Regions from separate parts of the Homo sapiens genome. Here region 1 is linked to region 2. A link is a loop called in an ENCODE intact Hi-C map of the cell type or tissue named here. Cell type or tissue: CD4-positive, alpha-beta T cell. All regions are shown on one strand. Each heading gives the region's core, and the rest is flanking DNA. Links, peaks and the distances in the headings are about the cores only.

Region 1 (7,749 bases), core at 1,274-5,273, 140 kb after region 2:
CCCTTTTGGCATCACAGACGGTGGCTGGGGGAAGAAGGGGGATGGTTTTGGGACGAAACTGTTCCACCTCAGATCAAAGGAGCGTGCAACATAGATCCCTCACGTGTGTAGTTCACAGTAGGGTTCGAGCTCCTATGAGAATCTAATGCCGTCCCTGATCTGACAGGAGGCGGAGCTCAGGTAGTAATGCTCACTCATATGCTGGTCACCTCCTGTTGTGCGGCCCAGTTCCTAACAGGCCACAGACCCATACTGGCCCACAGCCAGCGATTGAGGATCCTTGTACTAGGAGATCTCCAGGAGTCTGGATCTTTCCAAGCCTGACACCTGCTTGCCCTGTATTCCCTGTTCACTTGGAGTATGAATGGACTGCGGAATCTCTTTTCCGTATGCTGAGATAGAAAGTCAATTAAAAGCAACAGCTCTGCTCTAACCTCATAGAGAAAGTCCTATCCGGTTTGTTTGTGGTGACCTGAATGCATTTTCCTATAGGAGATAGTGGTTATAAATGGGCTTAGAAGTTTGAAGTTGAAAGTCCTTGACAAATCTCTGCTATCTCAAAATCTAACAAAAATGGAACTATTCGGGGTATTATACTTGGAATATTAATGGTTCCTTGTGTATAATGGTGGGCTAAATTGACTTTCCTATGCCAATCTGGAACCTAACCAGCTCACCCAGAGTTTCAAACAACTGCCTAACAAATGAACTTTTGAAACAGTCTGTTTTAAACGTTAACATTGCCTGTTATTTCATTGTTTAATATGACAGTGTTGTATTCCTAAACACTTCTCTTATGAAACTCTGCTGTATATGGTGATTCTTTTAAAACTATATATCCCAAAGACCTCTTATCCAGATGCACATCCACGACAGTGGCGCGAGCCTGTTCTTTTTATGGGTTTATTAGAGGATTGTGGTCATCTCCTTTGTCCACACTGATGAAGTAGTAGTGCTCTAGGGCAAGGAAACCAGTGTTCTAGGGCAGAGCTACTGAAGCACTCCCAGAACAGGTAAATCTGTTTTTAAAACCAGGCCTAGGCCGGGCGCGGTGGCTCACGCCTGTGATCCTAGCACTTTGGGAGGCCGAGGTGGGCAGATTGCCTGAGGTCGGGAGTTCGAGACCAGCCTGGCCAGCATGGTGAAACCCTCTCTCTAATAAAAATACAAAAATTAGCCAAGTGTGGTGGCGGACGCCTGTTATCCCAGCTACTTGGGAAGCTGAGGCAGGAGAATCACTTGAACCTGGGAGGCGGAGGTTGCAGTGAGCCGAGATCGCGCCATTGCACTCCAGCCTGGGCAACAGAGTGAGACTCTGTCTCAAAAAAAAAAATAAAAATAAAAATAAAACCAGGCCTGACACCAAAGACGGTTGAGGAGCAAGAATTTCCAATGGCCTCGATGTTTTCAATCCAGCATGAGGCCCGCCTTCAAGGAAGCAGTGTGCTTCCTACATCCTGGTTCCCATAGAGGGGATTCATTTCTAGAAGAGTTAAAGGTTTGGCCCGGATCCACTTGGATCACACCAAACACGACTTCCATCATATTCTGAAAGATGATAATGCAGAGAGTCTATAAGCATAAAACTGGAATTTGACCATGTAATTCTGCTCTCATCCTATAGCCTTGCATCTCAAACTGAGCTATGAGTCTATTTTTAAATCCCCACCCCACCATTTATTAGGGGGATGACCTTAATGCTTCTGTTCCTCAAATTCCTTATCTGTAAAATGTGAATAATAATAATAGGTAATAATGAGGATTAAGTGAGCTTTAGTATTTACAAATTTTAACATGAGGTATTTATTTGTTAAAAGGTGCTTAGATTGGTGTGTGGCAAAGAGCAAAGCTAATGTATTTGGTATTACAAATATACATCCCACAAAACCTCCAGTGTATGCCTGGGAGGATGCAAAACCACAGGATAAAGGGTGGCAAATCTTACTCAATAACTTAGGGAGCAATTGTGTTTACATTACAACAAACATTCTATCAGGAAATAGAACAACTATGAGATAAAACATGACCCTTCAAGAAATACTCTGCAAATTCTAGCCAGTTGAGAGCAGTTCAAATTCCCTGGGTCTGTGTTCACTTTTCTCTATTAGGAGTGTTTTACAGGAAACATCTAAGAATATTTGGCTTGTCTTTCCAAGGATGGCTTTGAAGAGTGAACCATGTTAGTGTTTCTAAAAGATTTGACTGTCTCATGCGATTGAGACTGATCTGAGCTACAGAAACTCTGTATGACTACTGTAGGTTTCTAATGTCATTTTTTAAAAACTTTAAAAATATACCATACTTCATTAATTTGCTTGTCTTTTTTGGTTTTTATTTTCCTTTTGTTTTTACTGAGAACCGATCCTAGTGAATTAATAAAGACCATCTTTAATTGCATACTTTTATTTAGTCATTTGAATTTGACCTTGGTGTTCTAATACAACAGTCTGCCAAGTACAGTGATGATCAGGAGCCTATTTGACTTGGAATCATTAGAGAACCTAAATGGCTGTCCTTTCTGAAACCTGATGACAATACCTACGACCTTGGTTTCCTTGCCAATATATAAAATAAGCTAGTGTTGAGGCCCCTTGGCCATGAATGTTTCTGTAATCACCTAGGCACCTGTTCACTCTTCCTGCCCCCTCAGCCCCTGCAGGAAGGGTCTGTAGACTAAGAGGTGGAGAGCCGTGCCTCTCAGAGGATGAATCAGGAATGGCATCAAAGCCTAATCTTTCATCTCGGAAGGGGTAAAACTATGTTTTGCTGCCTGAGATGATTATGTTCTTCCAAGAAAGAGTTATAACTTAAAACAGAAAAAGTGGTGCTGTTTGGTTTGCATGTTCTATATTCCACCAGCTTTAGGTTCTTGAGTTATCAGTCTTAGTGGAACATTAGATATAAAGCAGCATTTATTGTTTTAAAATATCTTTATAATCAGAAAAACAAAATTACACATTAACTGTAGACTTTTTGGAAAATACAAATAACATAAACCTACAAGCCTGGGGCACTGTTGCTGATTATATAAACCACATTGGAATCATGGTATAGGTTTTTCGTAACTTGTTCACTAATGATTTGTTATTAGTAGTTGGTGTTTATTTTAGTGGGTAATCATAGTTCATTAACTGAACATATAATAACTGCCTCTTATTGGAAATGTATTAACTTCAAGCTTTTTTCTATTTCTTCATTTATGAGTTGTCTTTTCTTCCTTGTGTTTTTATTTGGTTGTACTCACTGCTTTGCTGGAGATCATTATGTATTAAGAATATTGACCTTTTGATACATACTGCAGATATTTTCCAAGTTTATTTTTCACATTTAGCTATTTAGAACGTGTAATAAGGTTCTGACTTACGTGGTTTAAACAGTTGTCCCATTATTATTAGTTCTTGATAGTACAAGTCCCGCCTAATCATTTTTTCATTTTATTTTTTCTTGGCTCTTGAGTATTGATTCATTACCAGTTGAATTTTTCCAGATTTCTCCAAAATTATACCAAATTTGAAAATCTGGGCAAGGCACGGTAGCTGGACAGCCTATAATCCCAGAACTTTGGGAAGCCGAGGCAGGAGAATTGCTTGAAGCCAGGAGTTTGAGACCAGCCTGAGCAACATAGTGAGACCTTGTCTCTAGAAAAAATTAAAAAGTTAGCCGGGTATGGCGGCATGCACCTGTAGTCCCAGCTGCACAGGGAGGCTGAGGCAGGAGGATCACTTGAGCCCAGGAGTTTGAGGCTGCAGTGAGCTATGATTGTGCCACTGCACTTCAGCCTGGGAGACAGAGCCAAGATCCTGTCTCTGAAAAAAATATATTTAAAACAAAAATCATTTTGGAGAGTATTGGCATTTTTATAATGCAAAATATAATTCTCTTTACTCAGATCACCTGAATAATTTATTGAAATTTCTTCCTTGCTTTGATAATTTAATAGTTTCTCTCTAAATTTTTGAACAGTCTGATTTCTGATGATGATTTCCATGTAATCACTTCAGGGCTTATATTTGTGTGACTCTTGGCTTCAAGTAGTTTTTAATCTAAAGTACCACATCTTAGTATCTGCACAGAAGATGCATTCATTTCTTAGAGTGGCAGAGACATTACCTCAAAAAGATAAAATACCATTCTCTGAGGGATCAAAATGATGTAAAGACATGTTAACTGTTAATAACGATGATGTTGTTAGGGCACTTAAAAAGGAAGTTTGAAATGGAAATACGTATTACAGAGAAAATGGCAGACATCAGTGGCTGTTTAAATATGGTTGTTGTTTACCGTAAAATCAAAGAACTTTTTCCTTTTTCTTTCTGTTTTTTGAGAAACGGAGTCTTGCTCTGTTGCCCAGGCTGAAATGCAGTGGCACAATCATAGCTTACTATGTCCTTTAACTCCTAGGCTCAAGCCATCCTCCCGCCTCAGCCTCCTGAGTAGCTAGGAAGGACTACAGGCGCGTGCCACACCTGGCTAATTTTTTTTTTAGAGACAGGGTCGCACTGTGTTGCCCAGGCTGGTCTCAAAATCCTGGCCTCGAGCAATCCTCCTGCTTCAGCCACCCAAAGTGGCTGAGCCATCATGCCCAGCCCTCCCTTATTTTCTTAATCGCATTTTATTAGAGCTGGCATGTGAATTTAATTTGCCATTTTTCAGTTTCCTTTAATTTACATATTAAAGAATTGTAACAGTTCTTTACCAATGAATCAAAACCATTCACTTGAATTAATTTTCTCCAGGCAGAGGCTCGTCTGCTTGAGGAACAACGAAGAGTTCAGGTTTACCTTCATGAAAGCACACAAGATGAATTAGCAAGGAAATGTGAACAAGTCCTCATTGAAAAACACTTGGAAATTTTCCACACAGAATTTCAGAATTTATTGGATGCTGACAAAAATGAAGGTGAGCCACAAGACTCATAAAATGTAGGTATTTATAATTATCTGTAGTTTTGATATTGCTTTTGATTCTAGACTCTCGAGTCAACGGCATTACTTGCCCATGTCAGTTTTAAAAAGATGCATGTGTTTGTACATCGTTATGTGCCAATTTCAGACTTCTGCAGAGCATTTTGGTTTGACTTAGGGGGAAGAGTGTATTTAGAATATGACTTGCTCCATACACTTTAGCATTAAATGATGCTACCCCAAGTTTTTTCTTGACTGTTCTTCCTTTGAAAATTCTCTGAGATGAGGAGACTGTCATCTTATATTTCCCTTAACCACTCCCATGTTTTACTGGGGCATGTTAGGAGCTCAATAAAAGATTGAAGTTTGGATTTTTCTTCTATGGTCCTCCTAAAGTAACCACATGCTGTATACACGTCTTAAATCAATTTGGGAGACCTTTTCTCAACTCATTTGTTTTTATAATTGAGATAGAAATCCATATTCTCCTTAAATGTATTCATTATTTTTAAACAAATATTTGAGTGCCTATTATGTGTCAGGCATAAATACTATTTCAATCTTGAGAATTTTAGGAAGCATTAGAGTTGTTTCTGATAATTTTTTTTTTTTGCTTAGTCTTAAGTTAGTGGTTTCTCACAGTAAGGGGGAAAATAAATTTACAATAGTAAATTTATAGTAAATAGTAACAATTTCATTGTTACTTTTAGCAAAATATACATATACCAAATAGAGAATATTTGGTTATAATTAAATGCTATTGATTATTAAAGTCTAAAAACATGGTTATCTTTTGCAGAGTATTTTTCATCTCAGTATAAATACATAATTAGTAGAATGGATATGCAAAATTTTTTTCAGTGCATAAAAGGGGTTTCTTCCTCTTTCAGATTTGGGACGCATGTATAATCTTGTATCTAGAATCCAGGATGGCCTAGGAGAATTGAAAAAACTGTTGGAGACACACATTCATAATCAGGGTCTTGCAGCCATTGAAAAGTGTGGAGAAGCTGCTTTAAATGTAAGTGAGATTTCATTGAAAATCAGTCAGGCTGATTATTTCCACATGCGAACTGCAAGCATATGTTATGCGTCTCTACTTCCAAATCTAAATGGTACCATTTTCATTAGAACTCTGAGAACCATGTTTTGTCTTTTTGAAGTAGATAGTTCACAGACATCTTTGTTTAGTAAATACCTCCGTAAGTTTTTCCCTCGCACTTTTTAGGCGTTAATAATGTTATTTTTTTTTTCCTTTTATGCCTTCTCACTGTTAAATTCCTTGCACTCACTAGAAGAAGCTGCTTCCCTAGAAACAAAAGGCTCCTGGAAGCTGTTACTTTGCCACTCACAGTCCACAGGTTGTGCCTTACAGGAACTTTGATCTGGATAGTAGCCTCTGGCTGAAGACCACAGGGCTGTACTCTGGAGAGGCCCTGCAGTTTATAGCATTTCTCTACACCCCTCCGCTTCCCCAGGGCTACATAGAATATTCCTGCTAGGTCATCTGTAATTCAGGTCATCTGTAATTCAGGTGATAATTTCACATTGGAAATAATTGCGTTTTTAAGACACAAATGAGTTGCCTTCAGTTTTGCTCCTGTTGTGAACTTCAGTTGTAACTGGGAGAACAATAGAGAAGAAAAGCTCTTTTTTTTTTTTTTTTTTTTTTTTGAGAAGGCGTCTTGCTCTCTTGCCCAGGCTGGAGTGCAGTTGTGCCATCTCGGCTCACTGCAACCTCCGCTTCCTGGGTTCAAGTGATTCTCCTGCCTCAGCCTCCCAAGTAGCTGGGATTACAGCCGCTCGCCACCATTCCCGGCTAATTTTTGTATTTTTAGTAGAGACAGGGTTTCGCTGTGTTGGCCAGGCTGGTCTCAAACTCCGGACCTCAGGTGATTCGCCCGCCTTGGCCTCCCAAAGTGCTGAGATTACAGGCGTGAGTCGTCACGTGCGGCCGAGAAGAAAAGTTTCTAAAACACATTGGTTCTTACATCTGAATGCAGAAAGCTTCTCTTGTTTTGACTTTATTGTGCTTAATGATTATTTTTGATAGCATTATCAAAAATAGTATTTTTTTAATCCTTATTTTTCTGTTATCTTTTGAAGGCTTCTTTTCCGTGTTTAATTTTGGGAGTTGCTGCTGACACTCAGCCGCCTCTATGAATTATTAAAGGGTTGAGTATAAAGCTTTCCTTTAGGTTTTTAAAACAATTTTATGCTCACAAGATGGGAGGGAACTGGCTCAGCCGTGGATTTTATGAAAAAGATCTCTAGGTTTTAGTAAAAACTTAAGTACAGAGTCCTCAGTGTCGGCACATACAGTGTCTTTACCGTGTGGTGATTACAGAGCCTGGCCAGGCTGCCTGCACTCGGATCTCAGCTCCACCATTGACAGCTATCTCACCCTTGGCGAGTTACTTCTGTCTCTGTCATTTTATTTTATTTTTATTTTTTTAAATAGAATGATAATGCCTATCCCATAGGATATTTGTGAATAAACAATACATGTAAAGTGCTTAAATCAGGGCACATAATTGCTCAGCAGTGATGACTGCTGCACGTTCTTATGAGTACACATAATTTTTTTAATTTAAAAACTCATTTCAAAATTACCCTTCAGTTTTTATGACTTTATTTCCAAGCTAAATGTTCCTTTAAAGGGCCTGATTCACACACACACACACACACACACACACACACACACACACACACACACACACAAAACGCTCACCCTCCTGTGATTCAGAAGGGGTCAATTCGGTGAAGACATTTTTTCAGTAATATAAGGTGCCTTCCCAGTTGTTGATTCAGAACTCAATTTACCTATATGGGCAGCAGAGCCAAG
Region 2 (7,749 bases), core at 1,762-5,761:
CAATGCCTACATGAAGTTAAAATGCTGCCGTCTAAAACACTATGTACCTGTTTATTCCCTCTCATAATGCAAGCTTTATTTCAGGAAAACCACACTCAGCTCCATCTCTCTGTGCCTAGGAGGGCTGGGTTGTCAATGTCAGGGAGGAGAAGAAAACCCAAGACAGGTTGAGCTGAGGTCAGGTACTTGGAGACGCCAAAGCCTGGTACAAAGTAGAAAAGCAGATTTAAGGATGGTCTGAGGTCAGAAAATGAGTCAAGAGCCAGATACACCAAGTTCAAACCAGGACAAGCCAAAAACCAGAGGCTTCGTGACAAATCTAAGAACAAATGAGACAGGGATATATGAATCGGCAAGTTAAACGAGACTAAGAAGCACATCAAATGGGTGTAGCTAAATCTACACAGACACTTTGTTCAGTGGCAGGACCTCTTCCTCCACCAGCAGGCTTTCACCAGTCTTAAAGGAGCAGTATTCTGAAAATATTATGGAAGGGACCAAAACAACTAATATAAGATGAAGACTTGGTTATGCAAAAATGCACCACCACTACAATCCCCAAAAGGAAGGTCTACAAGGAGCACACAAGCTAAAGATTGCCATTGCTATTGTTAGAACAATAAATTATATGTGACTATTATTTAGCACCCTTGAACACACAAAATAAGACTGATGTAACATTTAGCCCATAAAGTATTCATTCAAAATATTTATTGAGTACTTACAGCCAGGCACTGTGCTGAAAGCTGGGGATAAAAAGTTAAGCAGAATGTAGTCTGTGCTCTCAAGAAATTCACAGAGAAAGAGAAAAGAAGCGATTCCAATACAGTGTAATAAGTACACTGCAAGGGGTAAATCATGGGGTGTAAAGATAGAAGGATGATGACAGCTTCCCAAGGACAGGAAATCTAAGCTGAGAACTGAAGGAGTGACGCAGGACAGCTGGCGGGAGAACTTCTCTCCTTTATGTTTAATTACTGTCCAGAGCCATGGAGAATTTAGAGATAACACAAAAAAGACAATTAAATGAATGAAGGCCTCAAAAATATGACCATCTGCAGGGAGTGAAAGCAGTAGCATGGTCTGATCTTGAGTACTGTTAAAAGTAGAATTTTCAAAATGTTAAAACAACACATATACATAAGAGCATATGTCAAGGTTATTTTCAGCTCGCTAATGAGGGAACAAACAGAATGACAAAATGATTCAAAGGCAGATGCAAGAAACGAATGTACATATTTCCCATCAAAGAGAAGGCTAGAATAAAATTATTAAATACTAAAACTCATCATTGTTCTACAGAGCAATAAACTATAATCTTTAGGGTTTTTTCTCTAATGAACAGAAATAATTGGCATTATTATTAGACAAAAATAATTTTTATTGTAACAATTTACTACATATTAACATCTAACTTTTGTTGCAAAAATGCCTGGGCCCTATTCATTAGCCAATAGGAAGTTAAATTGTATTCTCCAAGAGAGTCAGGTGATCCTTACACAGGCTTGTTAAGTGAACCCCTAGCCTAACAATAAAATTCACACCACCATCTTTCTCGCTACCTTCTATGTGTTGGATCATTTTGTTTAGTAACCTCCAAGAATGTTTAGCCTCTGAAATGTACCTAGTATGAAGACATCCCACAAGGAGAGTTGTGATCTTCCTCAATCTCCCCAAACAGACTAAAGGTTATAGGAAAATAGATTTCTTCTATCTGATTCTAAGGCGTAAGGATGATAAGAACCACCCACATTCTGGCTGGGCGTGGTGGCTCACGCCTGTTATCCCAGCACTTTGGGAGGCCAAGGCGGGTGGATCACCTGAGGTCAGGAGTTCGAGACCAGCCTGACCAACATGGCAAAACCCTGTCTTTTACCAAAAATACAAAAAATTAGCTGGGCATGGTGCCGGGCACCTGTAATCTCAGCTACTCGGGGGGCTGAGGCAGGAGAATCACTTGAACCCAGGAGATGGAAGTTGCAGTGAGCTGAGATCGTGCCACTGCACTGCAGCCTGGGCGACAAGAGTGAAACTCCGTCTCAAAAAAAAAAACCGCCCACATTCCAAGCAGCGTTGTTACACTGTTTTTCTCATTTAATCATATCACCAATCCCATGCAGTAGGTTTGACTACATTGAATTTGTATACTTGAGGAAACAAAGGGTCACAGAAAATAAATAACTTGCCCAAATATAAATTTAAAAAGCTATTTGAAAGGGCAGCTAGGCAGTATCAATCCAAATTTAAAACATGCATATCCTCTGACCCAATTCATTCTTTAGAATCTATCCTAAAGAAATGTTTACTGCTGGGTACAGTGGCTCACGCCTGTGGTCCCTCAGCTACCCTCACCTACCTGGGAGGCTGAGGCCGAAGGATTGCTTGAGCTCAGGAGTTCAAGGCTGCAGTGAGCTAGGGTGGCGCCACTGTACTCCAGCCTGGGCAAGAAAGCAAAACCCTGTATTAGCAAAGGAATAGGAAAGAAGGAAGGAAGAAAGTGTGACAAATCTGAGTCATCATAAGAGGATATGGATAAATAAATTAAAATATACCCACATTATGGGATATTAAGCCATATTAAAAAGGAATGAGATACATCCACACTTACCTCCAAGATATACTGTTCAGCAAAAGAAGCAACTTTCATGATAATGTATACATGTAAACAAAAATATGCTCTAAAAGCTGGAAAGGATGTAGCTCAACTGTTAACAGTGGTTATCTCAGGCAAGGGGAGGAGGCATGGGGGAAGCAGGGGAAGGTAAGAGTGGGAGGAGGAGAGGTTTGTATTTCATCCTATAGTCATATATTTCTAGAACCATTTATGATGGCAATGTATTACTGACATAATTTTTTAGATAATGAATGTTATGGGTTGCGGAAGGATAACTTGCTGGAGATTACCCAAGTAGTAAAAGCAATTTACATTGGGATTCAAACTCAGGTCTGACTAATTTTTTTTTTTTTTTTCTGTGACATAGTCTTGCTTTGTCACCCAGGCTGGAGTGCAATGGCATGATCTCGGCTCACTGCAATCTCCACCTCCCAGGTTGAAGCAATTCTCCTGCCTCGGCCTCTCAAGTAGCTGGGATTACAGGCTCCTCCCACCACGCCTGGCTAATTTTTGTATTTTTAGTAGAGATGAGGGTTTTGCCATGTTGGCCAGGCTGGTCTCAAACTCCTGACCTCGTGATCCGCCCACCTTGGCCTCCCAAAGTGCTGGGATTACAGGCGTGAGCCACCACACCTGCCCAGGTCTGACTAATTTTTAAAACTGTAGCCTTTGCAAATTATCATTTACCTCACTAATCATCCAGGACTGCATTTGCTACGGGAATGTTCTTGAGGATGTGTTTGCCACATCTGTCAGGAAGAAAATTCCTTTAGAGTTAAGGGCTGGTGACCGGCTTTGCCTCTCCTAAGACACTGGTATGGTTTGTTTGTCTTTTCCTCCAGGACAATGAGAATTCTGTATGAAAATCTAACTGCTTATCTTGATCACCAAGAAACTCAGAGTCAAATCTACCACCTAACTGTCATAATCTGGTTTCATGGTAGGTCCTCAGTCAAGAAGTGAGTGACAGTAAAGTCCAAGTCCACGTCAAAATAGGACCTGCCAAGTCAGACTCAGCCTATTAGACCCTATCTCCTTTAATCCCCTCGGAAAACGTCAGGAGCCGTTCTAACAGCAAATTCTCAAGCTTGAGTATGCTTAAGAATCACCTGAGATTAATCACTAAAAATACAGATTCCCGGCCAGACACGTATCCTGGTCAGGCACGGTGGCTCACACCTGTAATCCCAGCACTTTGGGAGGCCAAGGTGAGTGGATCACCTAAGGTCAGGAGTTCGAGACCAGCCTGACCAACATGGAGAAACCCCATCTCTATTAAAAATACAAAAAATTCGCCAGGCATGGTGGCACATGCCTGTAATCCCAGCTACTCGGGAGGCTGAGGCAGGAGAATCGCTTGAACCCAGGAGGTAGAAGTTGTGGTGAGCCAAGATCGTGCCATTGCACTCCAGCCTGAGCAACAAGAGCAAAACTCTGTCAAAAAAAAAAAAAAACACTTCAAACAGATTTCTGGGTAGACATTCTCAGGGTTTAACAAGGAAGTGGGCTAATTACTTTTAATTAGTTGTGGTAGAGTAGAGTAGGGGAAGTGGTTATCTCTGTACCCAAGTTTGACTTGAAAGGCCACACGGGTAGATGTATCCAGCTTTTGAAGATTCCCTCAATCCACCTCTGCAGGTGCACACCCTCCACCCTAGTTCACCAGCCTTGCTGATTTGGGTCCTCAAAACAAGATGTTCTGCCCTCTCTTCCCTTTCATCTCCTCATACCCAAATCCTGGCTCTGAGGGATTTTGACCCTGACCTCATTTATTTGATCTTTCTCCTTACCTTAAACTTGGTAACTTCTGCAGTTTGTAAAGTTAGAATCTCTGTTTGCTTGCTCTGTCTTCCAAAGCCTTTCTTCTTAGGGGTTAAACATCAATTGGCTCCTAAATATACCTGGAGTTTACAGTCCTCCTCCCTCACTGGAAGAGGGTTTTAGATGACAGTGATAAGGGGGATAGCATAGCTCTCAGCTGTGGCTGGGCTTCTTTTCAAAGTGTGTGTGTGTGTGTGTGTGTGTGTGTGTGTGTGTGTGTGTGTGTGTGTGTGTGTGTGTGGTCCAGTTCCCACAGGTGCACGGCCCTGAGTCTCAAAGTCACAGTGCTCATACCCAGTGTCCGATGAGGACTGACAGTCTCAGAACTCTCTAAATGCCTTTTGCTTTTCCTACAAATGACTGTGAACTGAATCTACTGGCATAACATAGGAAACTGAAAAGCCTCAATCTCAGAGGGATAATTATTTAAAAGCTAGAGCTCATTCCATCCTTAGGGTATGAGTCCCTTATCTTTGTAACTTAATTAGCTGGAATCCAATGAGCTTAATTGATATATTAGAAACATAAAAATAATCACTAATATGATTTATTACAACTTGAATTGAAAGCCTAACTCTGTCCCTTCTGAACTATAATTAATTTGTGTTTGTTGTTAAATATGAGTATATTTTGAGTATATCAAAATACATTAGAGGCCGGGTGCAGTGGCTCATGCCTGTAATCCCAGCACTTTGGGAGGCTAAGGCAGGTGGATCACTTGAGGTCAGGATTTTGAGACCAGCCTGGCCAACATGGCAAAACCCCATCTCTACTAAAAATACCAAAATTAGCCGGGCGTGGTGGCAGGTGCCTGTAATCCCAGCAACTTAGGAGGCTGAGGCAGGAGAATTGTTTGAACCCAGGAGGCAGAGGTTGCAATGAGGCGAGATTGTGCCATTGCACTCTAGCCTGGGCGACAGAGTGAGACTCCATCTCAAAAACAAAAACAAACAAAAAGAAAACAAAATACACTAGAGATCTGAAGACACATAATGAGGTTGCAATTAGGTATGCCAGGGGGCACTATGTCGCAAAGTTTACATTTTACTCTTACTTCTGGCTTGGGACGAAATTTTGAATGAATTTTTTTTAGCATAAAATCGTGTCTTTTAAGGGTTTTATACTTTCACGGTACACTTCTCATTTTTTTCTTCATCTTCGGTTCATCATTGGCCCATCTTTTCCCACTCCTTTTCACTCTACGCTACTTCTCTCTTTTTTTAATGTTTCTCTTCCTCTTTAGTAGTTTCTCTCCTCATTTAACCTTTCCCTAAGTCCAGGATGAAACTTTTGCTTTTTGAAATGACATATATGCTAATTACTGTAAGGTAAGATATACCCAAGGTATCAAGAGAGTACATGTGCTGAAAATGATATCCATCAATATGCACAGAGACCACATTTTCTGAGCCAAAATTGGCATATGTGTTCCAGTAAGTATGAGGAGGTTTTGGCAAGCAGCAGAATAAAATTTTTAAATTGAGACTTAATGCAATAAAATTCAGGTATCATAGTCTCGGTAAGTGTATCATATGAAGAAGATCTCAAATGCACCAGCTCGTGCACTTAAGAGACTCCTCATACAGCCTGCCACGGTGTTTCTTCACTTCTCGGACATAAACCTCCTAACATTAGTATCCTTCCTCTAGGTTATACAATGAAAATGAGTGCATTGTATCTACAAAGCCCTTATTAAATGAATATATTTACCTTGGCAAGAAGGGACCTCTCTTGGTTTCCTTATTGGTTCATTGGCATAAATTGGTTTATAGTGCTGTCTTGGGAGGCTCAATGACCATATCTAGAGCATGAAACTAATATATATTAATTGGGGGAACAGAGAAGATAGGGGGTACACAGCAGCAGAGGACAAGGCAAGGCCAGTTGGGGTGCCTAACCATGAAGCCAGGAGTGAGGAAAGAAAGATGACCTTGGGAGGGGACTGGCCTGGCCCCAGAGACCATGTCACTGTTTGGCCAAGTTGCAGGAAGAAAGTTATTCGTTTTTCTTTTTTGCCCTCTCCATCTCTACCCTCACATCTTCATCATCTTTCTGTCCTCCTATCTTGTCTCTCTCTGCCAGATTTGTGTCTTAGAAAAAGAGCTCATAGATTTACAGAATGATGGAGCTGAAAAGGGAACTCCAGAGTTATCTCCAACCTCTTGAATGAACAAACCATTAAGGAGCCTGGAGCCCAGAGAAGTAACATAACTCACCCTGCTATAAAGCGGCAGAGGCTTATCTTGAAAGTAGCCCAACAGTCAAGGCATTTTCATCAACACCATGCCTCTCTGGAAGAATTTTTAGGACAGTTAGAAAATAGTAACAAAACATTATACCCTGTCAGGAGAGACAAGAGGGAAGGAAATGAGTGGCTTATAGAAAAAAGAAGAGGGGGCCAGGTGTGGTGGCTCATGCCTGTAATCCCGGCACTTTGGGAGTCCAAGGCAGGTGGATCACGAGGTCAGGAGTTCAAGACCAGCCTGGACATCATGGTGAAACCCCGTCTCTACTAAAAATACAGAAAAAAAAATAGCTAGGCATGGTGGCAGGAGCCTATACCAAGCTACTCGGGAGGCTGAGGCAGAGAATTGCTTGAACCCAGGAGGCGGAGGTTGCAGTGAGCTGAGACTGAGCCACTACACTCCAGCCTGGGTGACAGAGCAAGACTCTGTCTCAAAAAAAAAGCGGGGGGGGGGGGGCGGTAATAGGAAGAAGAAAATAGAGTAAGAGAAAAGGAGAAAAACAAGATGGATGGAGAGGTAGAGACATGATGCCACCTTCTAATAAGCCTCTGTTAAGTTATTTAAAATAATGCTGTGGATTCCACTCCTTAGGTATTTACCCCAGAGAAATGAAAACAATACACCAACATATTTGTATAGTTAGGTCCCTAGGAACTTCATATATAATATTTAAAAACTGTAAACTGACCAAATGTCCATTAAAAGGAAAATGAACAAATTATAATACATCCATACCATGGAATGCTGGCCAGAAATACTGCCAATATACCCATGAACATGGATGAATCTCACAGACATCATGCTGAGCAAAGAAAATCAGACTCCAAGGAGTACATACTCTATGGTTCTAATTATGCAAAGTTCTAGAGCAGATGAAAGTAATTTGTAGTGGAAAACAATCAGAGAATAGTAATTGTTTGGGGTAGGTGGAGGATGGTGATCCTGATAGGGATTAACTTGGAAGAGGCATGAGGAGAACTTTCTGGTATGATGAGAGTGTCCTGTATCTTGACATGGGTTTGGGTTACACACATGAATACATTTGTCAAAACTCATGGGAAAATATAC

What was found. Hi-C counts contacts between places; a loop is a spot of excess contacts. Peaks named below come from ENCODE experiments on the same cell type or tissue, not always from the same donor. Only the 100,000 strongest peaks of a DNase experiment are listed, where the experiment ranks them.
Region 1: a loop joins it to region 2, with 2.2 times the contacts of the local background. A loop is called at or near these places in 1 of 110 quality-filtered maps.

Annotation. Positions count from the first base shown.
Region 1 is chr7:148,761,825-148,769,573 of GRCh38, forward strand. It overlaps CUL1 (cullin 1), which reads left to right. Exons shown (of 22, transcript NM_003592.3): 8 at 4,737-4,899; 9 at 5,795-5,925. Among named protein-coding and RNA genes, the nearest start is that of CUL1, 67 kb to the left of the region's middle. In CD4-positive, alpha-beta T cell, for the core only: no CTCF peak of the experiment used is centred there; no DNase peak of the experiment used is centred there.
Region 2 is chr7:148,624,634-148,632,382 of GRCh38, forward strand. LOC105375557 (a long non-coding RNA gene) reads right to left here and starts at 807. Exons shown (of 3, transcript XR_001745397.2): 1 at 726-807; 2 at 48-202. In CD4-positive, alpha-beta T cell, for the core only: no CTCF peak of the experiment used is centred there; a DNase peak (open chromatin) is centred at 4,178.